Linked DNA regions of Homo sapiens: region 2 is linked to region 1. The links are chromatin loops, found by intact Hi-C in ENCODE. Cell type or tissue: adrenal gland. All regions are shown on one strand. Links, peaks and the distances in the headings refer to the core of each region. The heading gives the core; the rest is flanking DNA.

Region 1 (9,010 bases), core at 2,404-7,403:
ATTAAAATGCAGCGTATTTTTGAGGAATTAATTAAGGATAAGTAAGGAAAGGGTTTGGGTTTTTTTTTGCTTTTTGGTTTTTTTTTCATGTTTTACCCACATTCCTTTGAGTGTCATGAGTTAAGAGAAACAGCTTTTCAGTCCCTCTGTGGGTCCAGGCAGACACGTGACTCTGCCATGGGTAACGTGGACCCTGGAGGCCACAGAGCTGACGGGCTCTGAGAAGAGCTCCAAGGTCACGGACTGCGCGCACACTGCCTCTGCCACTTGCTAGCTCTGTGACCTTGGGCAAATTAGTTCACCTCTCTGTGCCGCTATTTTCTCATCTCTAAATTGTCATCTCCTTCATAGGGCTGTTGCAGAGATTAAATGAGCTAATGTATGGAATGCATGTAGAATGGTAAGTACCCAAATTTTTGGTGTTATTACTATTATTATTACAAAATCAAAATATAGAAATAATAGTTGATTTCCCATGCAAAGCTATTATTAAAATTACCCTCTTAACAAAAAAATGAAAGATTAAATCAGAATGAAATAACACAAAAGAAATATAAAAATCAGAAAGGGAAAAATAATGGCATAGCTACTGAAGCAGAGAGGCTGCTGGTGAGGAGGGAGATTGCTCATTCCTTCATCTAAAGTGTAAGTAACTGGATACTGTGAGAAGTGAATAAATCAAGCAAGAAAGGATTTTGTGTCTGTCTATATAATTTCAAATAATTTCATTAATAATTACAATTCATTATTAATTTTCATTAATATAAATGTATTTATATATTTGATGTACATATAAATATTTATGAAGTTTGTATATTTATAATTGCTTACAATAATCAATATATTTAACTGTAATTTTTAAATGTAAAACCAGCACTTAACATGGTATTTATCAGTAACAGAAAGCAGGTGGTGGAGAGAGAAGGCAAATTAAGAATGAGTACTGACGTCTGCAGAGTGCTTACTATGTGCCAGGCACTGTTCCAAGAGGTCTACATATATTATTTCACTTAATGTTCTAACAACCCTAAAAGTTAAGCATGATTATTATTATTGCAACCATTTTACTGATAAGGTATTTGAGGCAGAGAAACTAAGTCCTTCCCCAGGTCCCATGAGTAGTGAAAGAAAAGTGCCTCTTGGCCACTATCTCTAACAGTGTTCCTCTCTCAGAGAGGGGAGTTTCTAAGAATGGTTTAGATATAGGATTTAGCTTCAGGGTGGCCAATACCGGAGGGAAAAACAACTGTATTGGGATAAACAGTGTCCCTCAAAATGTTCACATCTACTCAAAACCTCAGAATGTGACCTTATATTGAAATACAATCTTTGCAGATATCATTAGTTAAGATGATGTCATACCAGATTATGGAAAACCCAGTGATGGCTGTTGATATGGTTTGGCTGTGTCCCCACCCAAATCTCATCCTGAATTGTAGTTCCCATAATCCCTATGTGTCGTGGGAGGGGACCCAGTAGGAAGTAATTAGATCATGGGGTGGGTTTTTCCTGCACCGTTCTCATAATAGTGAATAAGTCTCATGAGATCTGATGGTTTTATAAAGGTTAGTTTCCCTGCACACTCTCTCTTGCCTGCCACCATGTAAAACGTGCCTTTGCTCCTCCTTCGCCTTCTGCCATGATTGTGAGGCCTCCCCAGCCATGTGGAACTGTGAGTCCATTAAACCTCTTTTTCTTTATAAATTGCCCAGTCTCAGGTATTTCTACACAGCAGTATAAAAATGGACTAATACAGGTGTCCTTATAAGAAAAGGAAGAGACACAAAGAAACAAATGGGGAAGACCCATGGGACAACCGCGGCAGAGACCTAAGTGATGCAGCTACAGGCCAAGGGTCAGGGATTGCTGGGAGCCACCAGACTCTAGCAAGAGGTGAAGGGAAATTCTTCCCCAGAACAGTAAAGGCCATATGGCCCTGCAGACACCTAGCCTGCAAAACTGAAGAAATCATTTTCTACTGTTACATGTTACCCAGTTTGGGTAATCAGCTACCCCAGCTCTAGGAGACTGAAACAACAACCAACCCAAAACTTTAAATTGAAATGGTCCAAATTAGAGGAAAAGAAAGAGAATGTTACCTTATGCTTCAACTCTCCTGTGTTCCTTTTTGTGGGGGGTGGACTCCAGGTGGCCCCAGGAACCCCACCTCTTAGTGTTCTCATATTGTCTGACACTCAAAAAGCAGAGGACTCAGTTAAGCTGCCCACAAATCCTTGACCCACAGAAGTTGATATAAAAACGTCAGGCTGTTTTAAGCCACTAAATTTATGATACTATTGCCATGTATCAATAGCTAACTAATATTCTCCTATAATTAAAAAGAGCAGTAGTAAGCATTTCAATTAGTAACGGTTTTCTGGAATTAAAAGTAAATTTAAGATGACAAATTATTGTGATGAACAAAGTCAGTTGGGAACAAGTCCCTCATTAAACAAATAAGGAAACTAAGGCACAGAGAAGTTAGGCACATGGGCAGTTACACACAAGTAATTAAGAACTGAAATGTCACTGAGGCACACACATCCCCACTGACCTACCATTTTCTACTTCATTGCTGCCTGCAGAATGACAACACCCTCTCTCTCTCTCTCTACATATATATAAATATATATAAATATATAAATATATATGAATATATATAAAATATATAAATATATAAAGATATATAAATATATATAAAGACATATACATAAATATATATAAAGATATATACATAAATATATATATAAAGATATATATAAATAAATATATACATATATAAAAGGAGGAGGAGGAAGAAGAAAAGTAGCCAAAAGCAATATAATTGCTCAAATCGAAGGCAAAGATCCAGTTTTGTCTCAGATTATATTCATGGTAACCACTGTTCCCAACATTTCCCCCCAGTTTCTGGGAGGGTAGATGTGTTAAACAGGCACTTATTAGACAGTTTTTTTGACAGCTGCTGCATTTGCAATTACTGTAATATAATTTTTTTTCTTCTGAATAGCTGCAGATTTTGTTTTTGTCTGAGCTGAGGTGGAAAATTGAGAAATAGCGGATTCAAAAATAATTGACTTTATTAGGAATATGAATGTATTACGCCCACCATATATTAAAAACTCATTGCTTTTATATTGGCCTGGAACACCGTACAATACTTTTATGGTTCCCTAGTCTCCCCGTTCCCCCTACTTTACTGTTCCCATCAGCTTTATGTTCCTCATTCCCTGTCACATGGAAAAAATAAATGGTTAAAAATCTAAGTGCTCATCAGACACAAACCAGAGTTCATAAATGAAAGTGGGCATCCTTGGGTAATTTAAGATATTGCTGTGAGCTGGTGTTGCCAAAAACGATGCACTTATTGAACCATAAACAAAAGCAATTAAGATGAGATGTTGATTACTGTGAAGGGAAGTTCCCCAGTAGTATAGAAACCACAGGCCACAGAGGGGGGTCTCATTTGCATAAGCATCTCTGGAATCGTGGGATATCCAGGAAGGTCTGTGGAGGCTCATCTGCTAAAGGATCCTTAGGATTTCCTGGGAGAAATCCTGAGAAGCCTCCCTGGAACATTCTGCACAGGGAATCACAACTACTAGGCAAAGAGAGGAGACAACGGCTATTTCTTTGTGGCACAGCCAGGAAGTAAGGCAAGTCCCTCTGAGGTACATGAAAGGCAGAAAGACACACGCAAACTGCAGTTGGAATGTAATGCTGTTGAAAGCTACCTGGTAAAGCATTGCCCATGCCCAATGACAAAGAACTCACTGGAGAAGGTCTAGCTTCAGAGAAAGACGAGGAGACCTTCTGGAGCCATTCTTAATGGCTGGACCCTCCAGGCTTGGCCAAAAGGCAACTGTGCTAGCAAGATCCCAGGAACAGAAGTCTGGATCAACAGCCGATAGAGCACTGGTGATGATGCCTGACTACAGAAGTTGCAAGAACTACAGAAGTGAAAAGACATCTGAGTTGTTACAAAGGAATAAAGGAAAGGATGCAGTGACTTTTTTAAACCTGAAAACAAAACTGGGCAACAGGTCAGGGCAAATACCATAGCAACAACCAACTTCCCACCCCACCCAGCCCTAGGTTTTCCACCACCCCCACAGCTGGAGCAGCTGCACAATTGATGATCAGAGTGGAAATCTGTGAACACACTCGGTCTCTAAGATTCCCTTTCTGGGGCGGAAAGGCAATCCTGATTATGGAGAATCATGCCTAAAAATCCTCAAGAGCCAGGCACACTGTAGGTGCACAGCAATTTTTTACGGAAGGGAAAAACAGAAAACAAGGAATGGCTGGATGCACCGATGGAGTGAATGAGTGTGTGCATCACTGAGACTGAAGTTAAGCTGGGACTGACATTTAGAGCCGCCTGGAGGGGGCAGAGAGGGTGGAAAGAGCACACCAGGGCAAAGCGCCCTGAGACATGTCTTAAGCATTGAGCAGGAACAAGACAGGCAGGAGAAGAAAAATGAGCGTCCAGCCAGATAGATGATGTTGGGTCAACTCAATCCTTCCCCGTCTGTCTGGAGTAACTCTGCAGGCACACATTACAGCATGCCGATCAGCCAAAGGGAGCAGTGATTGGCATCTCTGAGCCAGCACCTGTGAGCAGACTGACATTCAGGGAGACAGGTCCAAATGCCACCGGTCAAAGGCCAGAGAACCTTGCAGCCTGACTGGGGCCACTCAGACAGGTGCGATGACAGCCGATCCCATGCAATCACCCTGAGTAGTGGTTTGAATTTCACTGAGTGGCCAGTTCACTTAACCAGGAGGTATATCTGTGTTCCTCTAGATTTAAAAGGTGTGGAAACCCAGAGAAAGCAAACTAATGTTTAAAGACCACCTACTTTGTGCCAGGCTCTCTGCTAACAGCATAATGCTATCCCTTTGAAAAGTCGGTAAAATTCTAAGTAGGGGTTTTTTAGCCCTATTTTATAGATAGAGAACCTTGGGCTCTGATGAATTAAATGGTCTTTAAACATTCACACAGGCCATGAGATAGAACCAAGATCAAATCTTCATTTCCTGATCCACGGAAGTCTTGTTCTTTCTTCCACTCTGACATTGACAATGAGACATACAGAGATATATGCAAGGTAGGATATTTTTCAAGACAAACAGACAGAGTTGGAAGAATTTTAAGTGTTTCCTTGACTACTGTTGTTGCTATTCTGCAACTGAAAGAGAAAGAATCCATGGGGCAGATGGAAAAATAAGGTGGCATGCAGGGGTAGCCAGAAGAGATAGAAGAAGTGTCATTTCTGGTGTGGAGCTTGTACTTCATCCAGAATTCCATGATAGAGATGATGAGGTTGGTTATGAGATGGAGGCTGAGGCTTAAGTCATTGTTTCTGACAAAACTAGGGTCCCAGGGCAGACTCCAAAAGATCACCAGGAAGGTTAAAATAGGTTATATACAGAGAAAACTCTGATACCCTGTGCCAGCCTTGAAAGGGACTCAGTCACTGAATGATGACCACTGCTCTCATCCCTGTGGATACAAAAGCCCATGAGAGGAAGAACTACATTGCCAAGGTCACAAGACAAAGCTCTCTTTAGGGAGACATAGCTTCTGAGACCATGTTTATAGGATTCTGTGATTTAATTCATTTATTCAATAAACATCTATAGGAGTAGCTCCCTTGGAATGAACTATTGTAGGTTCTAGGAATAGATCAGTGAACAAAATGGATAATAAAATCTCTGATCTCCTTGGGCTCCTATTCTAGGGCCATGTATTCTGTTTACCTCCAGTATTACCATGTTTCTTCTCCAGGTTTGTATCAGAATAGTCCTGTTGCCTTCCTCCACAAAGAAGTGAGCAGTGAAGATGTAGGGTGGGGTTTTTACACAGAGGACACCTTAGATTTGAATCCTGGATTTGTCACAACCTAACTAAGACATCCTCAAAAATAACAAGTTGCAAGGGTATTTCTTATAATATTGGGGAAAATAATATTTTCCTTGAAGGGTGTTAGAAGAGTTCATTTACATATGCTAAGTCATTTAGGCTACTACATAAACACCGAAAATACAAATATCTCTTTAGTGCTGATCTCTCTCTCTCTCTCCCCAAGCCTGAGTTCTGTATCAGATAGTAAATCATGTATTCCAGCTTCCAGTCCTAACTCTGTTCCCATAGCAGCTTCTGCACACTGAGGGAATATGCATTGTTTGTAAATGCAACTTATGTTCTACAATCATAGAACAGAGGAAACCCCAAATCATTAATGGCAAGGGGAGGGAGAGGAAGGAAGGAGAGGCAGGGAGACCAAAATGAGGCATTTCTCTGGTACGAGGCAATGAGCCTCTTCACCAGGACTGTGATCCAGTAGACCAGGAGGAAATGTTTTCAAAAGATTTTTAGGAAGTCTTTATCTATAGGTCATGCCTACTGATGAGATGTTAGGGCTGAGAGAAAGGGCAGCATCTAGCATTGTCCAGTTTCTGATGTGAGCTACTGAATGGGGAATAGTGCTAAAGACTCAGTGGGAACAAGGAAGTGCTCTGGATATGTTAAAATTGACGTGCCCAGCGGGTATGCAGGAGGTGATGACAACTAGGGGTTAAAAAGAAGACCCTGGACTTTGTAGGAGAAGCCTGGGCAGGAGGTCAAGATATGGGGGTTCACTGGCATGTAGGTGGTACTTGTTATCAGGAGAGCAAATGAGATGATTGGGGGAGGGTTAGTAGAGTGTGAGAAGGGAGTTGAGTAAGAAGACCAGGGATAATGCTGTTTAAAATTGGCCAAGGATGTGAAGTCAATGAAGTGACTATGAAGAGGCACACAGAGCTGGAGACTGAGAAACTACAACTGAACTTGTCACCCACTGTGATGGGGGGTAAAGACACAGCAATCCTGCCAAGTTCAACCCCCCTGACCCCGCCACCACCAGCTCACAGCAGCAGGTAGGATGGGCTTGCCAATAGGTCCCTGGGACACACCTTTCTTCAAGGAGTGCAGAGGGAGGGCTCTGAGAATAACACAAACAGCCATAAGTTTGCCCAAAGAAATGTCACATTGAAAGAGCCCCAGCCCCAGAAAGGTATGGTGTTGGGGCAATGACTGAAATTGTAGCTGAGATGGGAAGCTCTAGAGATGAAGAACATTCATTTGGTTTCCTAGGACTTTCTGAATGATTCATTCTTCTTCTCCTCTGTGAGGTAGAAATGCAATAGAAAGAAATCTACGGTTATAAATTTTCTCGGTTCCTTCTTACCGAGTCAGGCAAGATTGATGGACTAAGCTGGTTGACACAGAAGCAATTGGGAATATCGTTATTTGCCTTGTATTTATCTGCATTTATGTTAATGGCTTTGTTCTTGATCAGAGCAGCCAGGAAACTAGGGGAAATGTTTATTGCACTCAAAGTTTTCCTGTGATGAATTATGTGGGAGTCGTAGAATAGCCAATGCACATACGTGTTGAAAATATTTCCCTCATTTTTTTTCTGCTTCTGATCCCAACAGCACAGACCTCCTGCATACTTTAGACCAAACCGACTCAATTTTTTATATTCTGCTTTGTCATCTGATTGATTTAATGCTTCTTGTGGTCAGATTTTGCAGAGAAAAGGATACCCATACAATTTCTCTCTCTGGCATGCTCTTGTTTGCTTGCTCCTTTTTCAAAGGGTAATTTCATAAAATCACAGGACCAGGAGGGACCTTTGTCCACATTTCTTCCCAACTCCTCACTGTACAGAAGCACTTGGGAAAAAAAGGATGAGAAGGAAAGAAGTCACTTTTTAAAAATCTTTTAGAGGTCAGGCTGTGTGCTCAGATGTTTTACTTGTATTAACCTATTTAATCTTTATGAAACTCTATTATCCCCATGTTGAAGATGAATAAATTGAAGCTTGGAGAAAGTCAGACACAGGCTGGCAAACCACTCTATGTAGTCCAAATCAAGCTCAGCTTCTGATTTTGTAAATAAAGTTTTCTTGGAACACAACCAAACTCACTCGTTTACGTATTGTTTATGGCTGCTTTCAAGTCACAATGGCAAATTTGAGTGGCCACAGCCAAAATCATGTGGCACACAAAGCCAAAAATGTTTACTATTTGGTCCTTTATAGAAGTAGTTTACTGACCCCTCTTTTAGGAAAATTGTCGTGGTCACAGACAGCATATCACCTGCGTGTTGTAAGACCTTGTTCTGTCTCACTCCAAACATCTGTTCTTTCCTACCACAGTACTGCTACACCCATTCACAGTGTCCACCACATACAGGAAGAATTCGCTCAGGTGGCCTCTCGTGCATTTTCATCTCAAAAATGCACCTTCTTGAAAACCTGTAAGGCTTTCTGCAGGCAATTATAGGCAGCAGCAAGGGTATGTGTGCTGTGAGGCATTTGAGGAACAGGTCTTCCCTTACCCTTCATGCCACAGTGGGTTCCATTTTCTGTTTTGCAAAAAGGAGACCAAAATGGAGATTAGTTTAAGTAGAACCTTTCTTCCTTTAGGGGACGGTTTCCTGGAAGAGGTAGATTTTGATGTAAGTTCTTCATGTCACAGGTCATGCAAATTTCTCTAAAAGATTCTGAGGGAAATGGGAAAGGGTGAAAAATGCTTTTGAAGACTGTAAACCATTCCAAATGGTGATGCTGAGGAAGGCGAGTGAAGGTGGTAATGCCAGAAGCAGCCATTTGCTGAACGTGTCATGGGATTTACATAACATTCAAGTTTACATAAAGTTTCTCCAATCAGCACCACCCTTGAAAAGGTAGGTAATTTTGTGACAGGAGGAAAGAGAGACCCAGAAATGTGAAGAGACTTACCCAAGATTCCACATTTAGTAAATAATGCAGATAGGACTTGAATCCCAGTATGCATGCAAAGCCCACTCTTTCCCCATGTGCCACTTCTTAAATGAAGCCAGCAGACTGAAGAGGTCACTTTAAGAACTGGCTCCAAGGATTGTATTCAAGCTTTCTCAGGGTTAGCTTTTCTTAGAAGTGAAGTAAATATGAGTTAACGGAAGCCAACCAAAGGCAGA
Region 2 (9,010 bases), core at 1,644-6,643, 560 kb after region 1:
AGGCGGAGGTTGCAGTGAGCCAACATGGTGCTACTGCATTCCAGCCTGGGTGATAAAGCAAGACTCTGTCTCAAAAATAAAAATAAAAATAAACACATTACCTGAGCCGCTGAATGTGTCAACACTCAGATGGACTCGCTCTTTCTTTGTAAATGGCTGGACCTTGGTGCAAGGCATGCTGGGAACTTGGATCTGTGGGGACGGGGGTCTGGGGAGCCCCTGACACCTTCCTGGAACAGGCCATGCTCCTCCCACCAGCCTCAGGCCCTTTGCATGTGTGGCTCGCTCTGCCTCGACTGCTCTCCCCCTACCCCTTTCACCCATGACACAATGAGTCTTTCTTCAGCAGCAAGAAAAATGGTTTCTTCTCCAGGAAGCTTTTCCCGAGCCTAGTGTAAAGCTCTAAGGCAGCAGGGGTCAGGTGGCTTATGTGGGGTTCCCAGAAGGCACAGCCTGAGATAAGACTGGAGTGCAGGTTGTTTATTTGGGAGAGGTTCCCAGACAGCAAGAGTGAAGGATTGAGGGAAAATGGCATAGGGAGGAGTAAGATCATTAAAAGTTGTGTTGCGGTCATCAATGCTTTGGGCAACAGAGGCTCAGTGCAGCTGGGACCTCCTGACAAGCAGCATGAAGTCCCCAGAATCAGTCCCCTAAAGGCCAAGAGCCTGGAGCATTCATCCACCAGCTCCCAGCCCTCATTGGCTGAGAGCTTCCCCGGACAAGATTCATGCCCTGTATTGACTGCATTTTCTTATTTTCTGTATTCCTGATGCTCCGGCATTTGGGGCCTTGATCCTGGAGAGACTGCCCCTCCCAGAGCTAGCTAATTCCTAGAGACAGCAAAGGACTCCCCTGTGACTGCACCTTTGATGTACAAAGCAATCGTTCCAGAGCCCACACCCCCAACCGTCCAACTGCCAAGTCAATATTCTCTCTGCCCTAAATCACTACAGGGCCAAGAACCAGACAACTAGGAATGACCTTGAAAGCCCAGAGCCCTCCACAGTGATTCACACTATCCATCCTAAGCTAACTCAGTCTACCTACCCTGCCTTGCCCACACCTTCCCAAGAAATCCTCAACAAAGGCTCTGAGCCTTGCTCTCCCCTCTCCCTCTTCTGCCTTCTGACCCTGGCGCTTCCCATGTGTTCCAGGTAGCAGTGTGCAGTGCCTCCCATTTCTAGAGTACTTAGTATAAACTTCTTCCTTTATGACAATCATCTCCCTGCCTGCGTGTCTGACCATACTGATTAAAACAAATCCTGGGTACATTTTAACTCGTGCCTTCACACCGCCAGGCTTGCATGGGCTAAGAGTGTTCCCACAACGCTGGAGAAGACCCTGAGGCAGAAAACCAACAGGCATCTGTCCCATACATGAAGTGGATGCTGTAAGAGCAAGGCAAGCTTTCTGAGCTGTCAGGGAAACGGCCACCGGCCACTGTCGCTGGCACTGAAATCACAGCTGGCCAAGGAATGTGATGAGCAGGGTGCCAGAGGTGTCTGCTGCATCCCATGTGCTTGTTTGCTTGTTTTTCTCACCATTGATCCCCCAGTGCCTAGCACAGTACTGGCATGGTGTGGGGACTTAGTCATTACCTGCTGAACTCATGAATTGAATTAGTGAGTGACTGAGTGAGTGAACCTTGTAAGCCCCAAAGGAGAATGACTAACAGTCCAATAGAAGACATTCAAAGGTTCCCAGCCAGTGAGGTCCAGTGGTCAAGTTTATCCCAGCAATAACCCAGCTAATAGCACCCTCCAGTGGCCAAGGTCCCAGGGCTGGTCAAAGCTAGGTCAGGTGGCGGAGCTGTCAGCCCAGCAAGGAAACTGAGGCAGAAAACTAAAGGAGTTCATGGGATGTTAAGCCTTCACTCCTGCAATGGCTTGCATTTAAACAAGACTCCTTACAGGCCCCAGGGCAAGATCAGGTATGGGCGGGCGTAGTGAACACGAAGAAGCCCAGAGATTTACAATGGGCAGGACCAGGGTAACAAATCCAAACAGAAAAATAGAATCCATAAACCTCTTCTCCTAGGCTTCAGAAGGTTCCAGATTCATCTCCCTGAATGGCCACCACAGAGAAGTGGCACAAGAGTGTCACACCTAGGGTGCAAAGGACTGCCTGCTATCCATCATAATCATAAATGTGTATACTGTCATAAACTTCCAGAAGATGGCAGTAAAGAGACTCATGCTAAGAAAATCAGTACATTACAATAATTTTCCATATATGGAAGTGTCTTGAGAAAGGGAGAGGTTTTGCCTAATCTGTTTAAATGTGCTGTGTGACCTGGTGAGCAGATTTTTTTCCCTTCCTCAGTGAGTTTTGCCCAGGCTCAGAAACCCCGCAGGCCCCTAGAGCATAAACCAAGGGAAAGCAAAAGTCAACAGACATACAGGCAAGGAAGCGGGGGCAGGTGGCGGGGCAAGGCTGGTTTCCTCTGCGTCTCCTTGGTTGCATCTCTAGCCTCATTCGTGCAATAAACACTTGCTGAACTCTGTTGGGCACATTGGGGGTGGGTGAGGGACACATATGACCAAGATTGGGTCCTTTTGCTCAGTGTCATGGAAAAAAGACTGATATGGTTTGGATCTGTGTCCCTGGCCAAAGTTCATGTCAAATTGTAATCCCCTGTGTTGGAGGCGGGGTCTGGTGGGAGGTGACTGCATCATGGTAGTGGGTTTCTCATGAATGGTGCAGCACCACCCTCTTGGTGCGGTTCTCATGATAGTAAGTGAGTTCTCATGAGATCTGGTTATTTAAGTGTGTGGCACCTCCCCTTTCACTGTCTCTCTCTCTTGCTCCTGCCCCTGCTATGTAGGACACCTGCTCCCCCTTTGCCTTCTGCCATGATTGGAAGCTTCCTGAGGCCTCCTCAAAAGCAGAAGCCACTATGCTTCCTGTAGAGTCTGCAGAACCATAAGCCAATTAAAACTCTTTTCTTTATAAACTACCCAGTCTCAGGTATTTTACCAACTTTGCTGTTAGGCAGACCTGGGTTCAAATCCAGCTTCTACAGCTCAGAACATAGAAAGTCACATACCCTCCCCAGCCCTCAGGCTCCTCATCTGCATAATGGGGATAACACCACCTGCTTTACAAGATGTAAAAAAGACCACGTGAGTAAAGTGCCTGGTGCAGAGACTGAAACAGACGGAGCTGGAGTTGGAAAAGAATTGCTATTTCCTTCTTCCTCCCTTGATATCATTGGAACCTCCTTCTTTAGAGGTTACAATCCAGCTGCTGAAGCAGCATATATTTGGTTGACTTTTGACTAAAGAAAAATACTGCCACTATTTTATGATGTCACAAAGTGGTAAGGGATTTGATAAGAGATTCCTGGGCCCAGTATAATGTGGCACAACCATGAGAAAACCTCCCATACCAGAACTACTCCCTCGGGTTGAAAACCAAACATTGACTTGTGCAGCCAATGTTCTGGCTTGTCTGGGGGCTGCCTGAGAGACTGACTTCTGTCTTGCCTGACTCAGAGCACAGACAGGAATGGCAGCACAGAAGCCACTGGAAACAGGCAAGCTCCAAGGAACGTTACAGCTGCAGAGATTATGCAGTTCCACAGGAAGACAGCAGGAGGAGCAAGAGATTATGTCTCTTGAGAAGAAATAGACTAGGGAATTCGAGACGGTTAAACAGGCATGCACAAGGCCAGAGAAGACACATCCCCAGAAAAGATTTGAGAGGTCCCAGAACCTTTTGCCAGGCTGATTGGTAAAAGTCTCCCCGTGCGTGAGGCCAATTCATAAAGACTGGGAGAGGTGGTTGTTTTTTCAAATGCCAAAATCTCAACAAAAGATCACAAGGCATACAAATAAACAGGTAAACATGGCCCAATCAAATGAACAAAATAAAACTCCAGTAACCAAGCCTAAAGAAATGCAAATTGCTGAACTTTCTCACAAAGAATTCAAAACAACTGTGTTGAAGATGCTCAGTGAGCTAAAAGAGAACACAGATAGACAACTAAGTGAAATCAGGAAAATGCTGGATGAGTCCAGTGAGAATGTCAACAGAAATAAACTAAAGAAACAGAAATTCTAGAGCTAAAAAATACAATAACTAAGTTGAAAAATTCACTACAGCTGTTCAAAGCAGACTTAGGCAGAAGAAAGAACTCGCAAATTTGCAGATCGTTCATTTGAATCAAGTCAGAGGAGCACAAAGAAAAAATAATTAAGAAAACTGAAAAGGCCCTAAGGGACTTATGGGACGTCATCAAGCAGACCCTTTTATACACTATGGAAATCCTAGAAGTAGGAGAGAAAGGGGCAGAGACCTTATTTGAGGAAATGGCCAAAAACTTCCCAAATCAGAGGAAACAAATGAAAATAGAAGTCCAAGTTCAATGAATTCCAACTGGTATAAAATCAAAGAGGCCCAAACTGTGACACATTATAATCAAACTGTCAAAAGACAAAGAGAAAGCCTTGAAAGTAGTAAAAGTGCTTCATCACAGACAAAGAGGCTTCTATAAGATTATCAGGAGGTTTCTCAGCAAAAACCTTTTAGCCATAAGGCAGTGGAATGATGTACTCAGAGTGCTGAAGGAAAAAAGCTATCAATCAAGAATACTAAAACTGGAAAAACTATCCTTTAAAAATGAGACAGTTTTGTTTTTTTTTTTTCTTGAATTAATGCTCAGAGTTGGTCTTTATGTAGTATTTTGCTATTTCCAAGTTTTTGAAGCACACTGAAAGCCTCTAGTTTTGCCTTTTCAAGGTGATGAAGTAGAGGCTTTCAGTATGCTTCAAAAACTTGGAAATAGCAAAATACTACATAAAGATCAACTCTGAGCTTTAATTCAAGAAAAAAAAAACCTGGGAATCCACTGGAATCATGAAGGACACCCTAAATCCTGGGGACGAGAAGGTGGGCAAACAGCCCCTGTGATTGCGTCTCAATGATGAAAGTGAGTAAAGCCCCAGTGCATGAGTGGGGCAGGGAGCCTCCTTTTGTGATTCACTTTTCCTCTGGGGAACACAGCAATCCAAGCCAAGGGAAAGCGCTTTGTTTCTCCCAAGCCCTGGAGCCAACTCAGGGAGAGGCTTGGAGATGCTGAGAGAGAAAGGTACCTGGAAAAGCTGCAGGCATTTTCCCAGACCTGGAACTGAGAGCAGGGTGCCATTTTCAATATGAGTGTATACAAAGTCAGTTACTCTTTGGCAACCTGGCAGTGTGGCTGCACAGGCATTTTAGTCTCAGGCCAGAGATTGGAGCACTTGCTCTGGACCAGGGTACAGGCCTCCATGGCCAGAACTGTGGAAAGCACCTCAACAGTAAGCATTGGAATTGTGCTTTTCTCCATTGCAGACCTGGGGAGGGAGGAGAGCTACTACAGCATGGTTTCTTCTGGGTGATGAGAACTGCAGCCAGGGCCAGCTTGGCAACCTGGAACCAGTCTGGTCTGCATGTGTCACTTCTGGGTGCCGCAGCCTGCTCCCTGGGATCATGGTGCAGTGGGGCCCTCTCTGCTCTACCTCCCGGTAGAGCGCCAGGCATTAAGAGCACCCACTTGCCTGGACCAGCAGCCTGAGCTGCCCCACCCTTCTTGGGAATGGACTGTGTGCAGTAGGACCCTCTCTTCTCCACACCCAGGCTGTTCTCTAGGCATTCAGAGCATCTGCTCCCACAGATTAGCCGCCCGAGTTACCCCATCCTTCCTGTGCAGAGATCCTGGTACCAGGAGGCCCTCTCTGCTTCACGACTGGGCAGATCTCCAGGCATTCAGAGCACTCGTTCACCTGGCTCAGCAGCCTGAGTTGCCCCACCCTTCCTATGCAGAGATTGTGGTGCAGCTTGACCCTCTATACTCCAAACCCAGTCAGATCTGCAGGCATTTGGAGCACCTGTTTATCTGGATTGGCAACCTGAGCTGCCCCACCCTTCTTGCACAAGGCCCTCTCCACTCCACACCCAGGCAGAAGAACCCCAGGCATTCAGAGCACTCAGTCACATGGACCAGCAGCCTGAACTGCCCCCACCCTTCCTGTGCAGAGATTGTGGCAGAGCAGGGCCTTCTCCCCTCCATGCCAAGGCAGATTTCCAGGCATCTGGGCACCCACTGTCCTGGATTAGAAGTGTAGGCTGCTCCCCTTCCCATACAGAGAATTGGGGCTGAGGAAGTTTCCCAGATGCATGCCTAGTCATACCTTAGGGTGCTTGGTGGGCACTCACTGGATTTTCCCTCAGCACTTGTGCTTATGCTTGCCACTTGGGGACCTGTAGATGGACCTGCCCAGTCTGACGCTCATCATCTTGGCCCCAACCTCTAGGCCTGAGCAGGGAGCTCAGGCCATTGTGCACTCCATGAATCAGCCCATTACCTGAGGCAACAGAGAGCTTCTCACAGTAAACAAGGATCAGGTATACACCTGGCTGCACTGGCCACAGCCAGCTCTTACCCATAAGCTCCATCTACTGGTTTGTAAGTCAAACCACACAGCCCAATATAAAACCTGCTAGCAGAAGTGCTTATAGTTATAGAAGCAAAGCCAAAAGACCCTACTCAACATTCTCTACAGTCACACCCCCTAGGGAGGTGGAAAAGGGAAAAGAAAAAAAAAATTGTAAGGAAAGAAAGAAAAAAGTTTTATCCACATGAAAATAACTACAAAAATTAGAAGTGCCAATGCCTCCAGATGAGAAGGAGCCAGTACTAGAATTCTGGCACCATAAAAATTCTGAATGTAGTGATATCACCATCACACTAGCTCTCCAGCAATGGTTCCTAACCAAAATGGAAACTCAGAAATGACAGATAAAGAATTTAAAGCATGGATTGCAAGGAAGCTCAATGAGATCCAAGACAGGGTTGAAAATCAACACAAATAAGCTTCTAGAACAATCCAGGAAATGAAGGAAGATTTAAATGCTTTAAAAAGAAATCAGAGGTTCTAGAATTGAAAAACTCATGTAAAGAATTTGAAAATACAGTTGAAAACTTTATCAATAGAATAGACCAAGCAGAAGAAAGAATTTCAGAGCTTGAAGACCAGTCTTTTGAATTAACTCAGCCAGACAAAAATAAGGAAAAAAGAATTTTAAAAGTCGTTGATAAATATAAGATCATGTAAAGCCATCAAATCTATAAATTACTGGCATTCCTGAGAGAGAAGGAGAAAAGTAAACAACCTGGAAAAATTATTTGAGGGAATAACTAAAGAAAATTTCCCTAGTCTTGCTAGAGAGGTGGATATCCAGTTACAAGAAATCCAAAGAACACATGTGAGATATTATACAAAACAAATATCACCAAGGCATATATCACTAGGCTGTCAAGGTCAAGGCTAAACAAAAAGTCTTAAAGGCAGCTAAAGAAAAAGGTCAGATCACATACAAAGGGATCCCCATCAGGCTAACATCAGACTTTTCAGCAGAAACCTTACAAGCCAGGAAAGATTGGGGGCCTGTTTTCAGTATTCTTAAACAAAAGAAATTTCAACCAAGAATTTCATATCCTGCCAAACTTAGCATCACAAGTGAAGGACAAATAAAATCCTTTGCAGACAAGCAAGTGCTAATGTAATTCATTACCATTAGACCAGCCTTACAAGAGATCCTTAAGAGAGTTCTAAACATGGAAACGAAATGTTTTTGTGCTACCCCAAAAATACACTTAAGTATACACCCCACAGACCCTACAAAGCAACCACACAATAGAAACTACAAAGCAACCAGCTAACAACTTCACAATAGGATCAAAACTTCACATATCAATATTAACTTTGAATGTAAATGGTCTAAATCCCCCCACTTAAAAGGCACGGAGTGAAAAGCTGGATAAAAAAAAAAAAAAAGACCCATCTGTCTACTGTCTTCAAGAGACCCACCTCACATGGAATGACACCTATAGGTTCAAAGTAAAGGATCAGAGAAAGATCTATCATACAAATGGAAAATTTAAAAAAAAGCAGGGGTTGCTATTTTTATATCAGATAAAATAGACTTTAAGCCAATAATAGTAAAAAAACAAAAAAAAGGGACAAACAAGGAGCATTACATGTTGATAAAGGGCTCAGTTCAACAAGAAGACTTAACTATCCTAAATATACATACACCCAACATTGCAGCACTCAGATTCATAAAAAAAGTACTGCTAGACCTACAAAAAGACTTAAATGGCCACACAATAATAGTGAGAAATTTCAACAGCCTATTGACCATGTTAGACAGACCACTGAGACAGAAAACTAACAAAGAAATTCTGGACTTAAATTTGACACTTGACCAATTGTACTTAATAGACATCTAAAGGCTACTCCACCCGTCAACCACATAATGCACATTCTTCTCATCTGCACACGGAAAATACTGTAAAATCAACCACTGTAAGAAAATACTGTATGATCTCCCGAGATTGAATCAGGAAGAAATTGAAACCCTGAACAGATCAATATCAAGGTCCAAAATTCAACCTGTGATAATAATTTTTTTAAACTTACCAACTGAAATAAGTCCCGAACCAGATGTATTCACAGACAAATTCTGCCAGACATAAAAAGAATTCTTGGTATCAATTTTGCTGAAACTATCCCAAAAAATCAAGGAGGAGGGACTCCTCCCTAACTCATTTTCCAAAGCCAGCATCACCCTGATATCAAAACCTGGCAAAGACACAATGAACAAAGAAAACTACAGGCCAATATCCCTGATGAAGATAGATGCAAAAATCCTCAACAAAATACTAACAAATCAAATCCAGCAGCACATCAAAAAGTTAACTCACCACAATCAACTAGGCTTTATTCCTGGGATGCATATAGTGCATATATATATATATATATATAACATATATTGCATCCCAGGAATAAAGCCTTTGAATCAGCCTTTGAAAAAACCTTTGAACCAATAGTTGGTTCAACATATGCAAATCAATAAATGTGATTCACAGCATAATTAAAAATGAAAACCATATGATCATCTCAATAGATGTGGAAAAAAGCTTTCAATAAAATCCCTAGTTTGCTGCTTAGTTTGTTGATAAAAACCT

What was found. A loop is a pair of places that touch in the nucleus more often than their neighbours do. Peaks named below come from ENCODE experiments on the same cell type or tissue, not always from the same donor. Only the 100,000 strongest peaks of a DNase experiment are listed, where the experiment ranks them.
Region 2: a loop joins it to region 1, with 2.2 times the contacts of the local background. A loop is called at or near these places in 6 of 110 quality-filtered maps.

The regions. Positions count from the first base shown.
Region 1 is chr16:65,710,107-65,719,116 of GRCh38, forward strand. No RefSeq gene overlaps it. Among named protein-coding and RNA genes, the nearest start is that of LINC00922, 140 kb to the left of the region's middle. RefSeq lists an enhancer at 3,161-3,768. In adrenal gland, for the core only: no CTCF peak of the experiment used is centred there; no DNase peak of the experiment used is centred there.
Region 2 is chr16:66,272,429-66,281,438 of GRCh38, forward strand. No RefSeq gene overlaps it. Among named protein-coding and RNA genes, the nearest start is that of CDH5, 90 kb to the right of the region's middle. In adrenal gland, for the core only: CTCF peaks have their summits at 2,142 (motif pointing right) and 3,596; no DNase peak of the experiment used is centred there.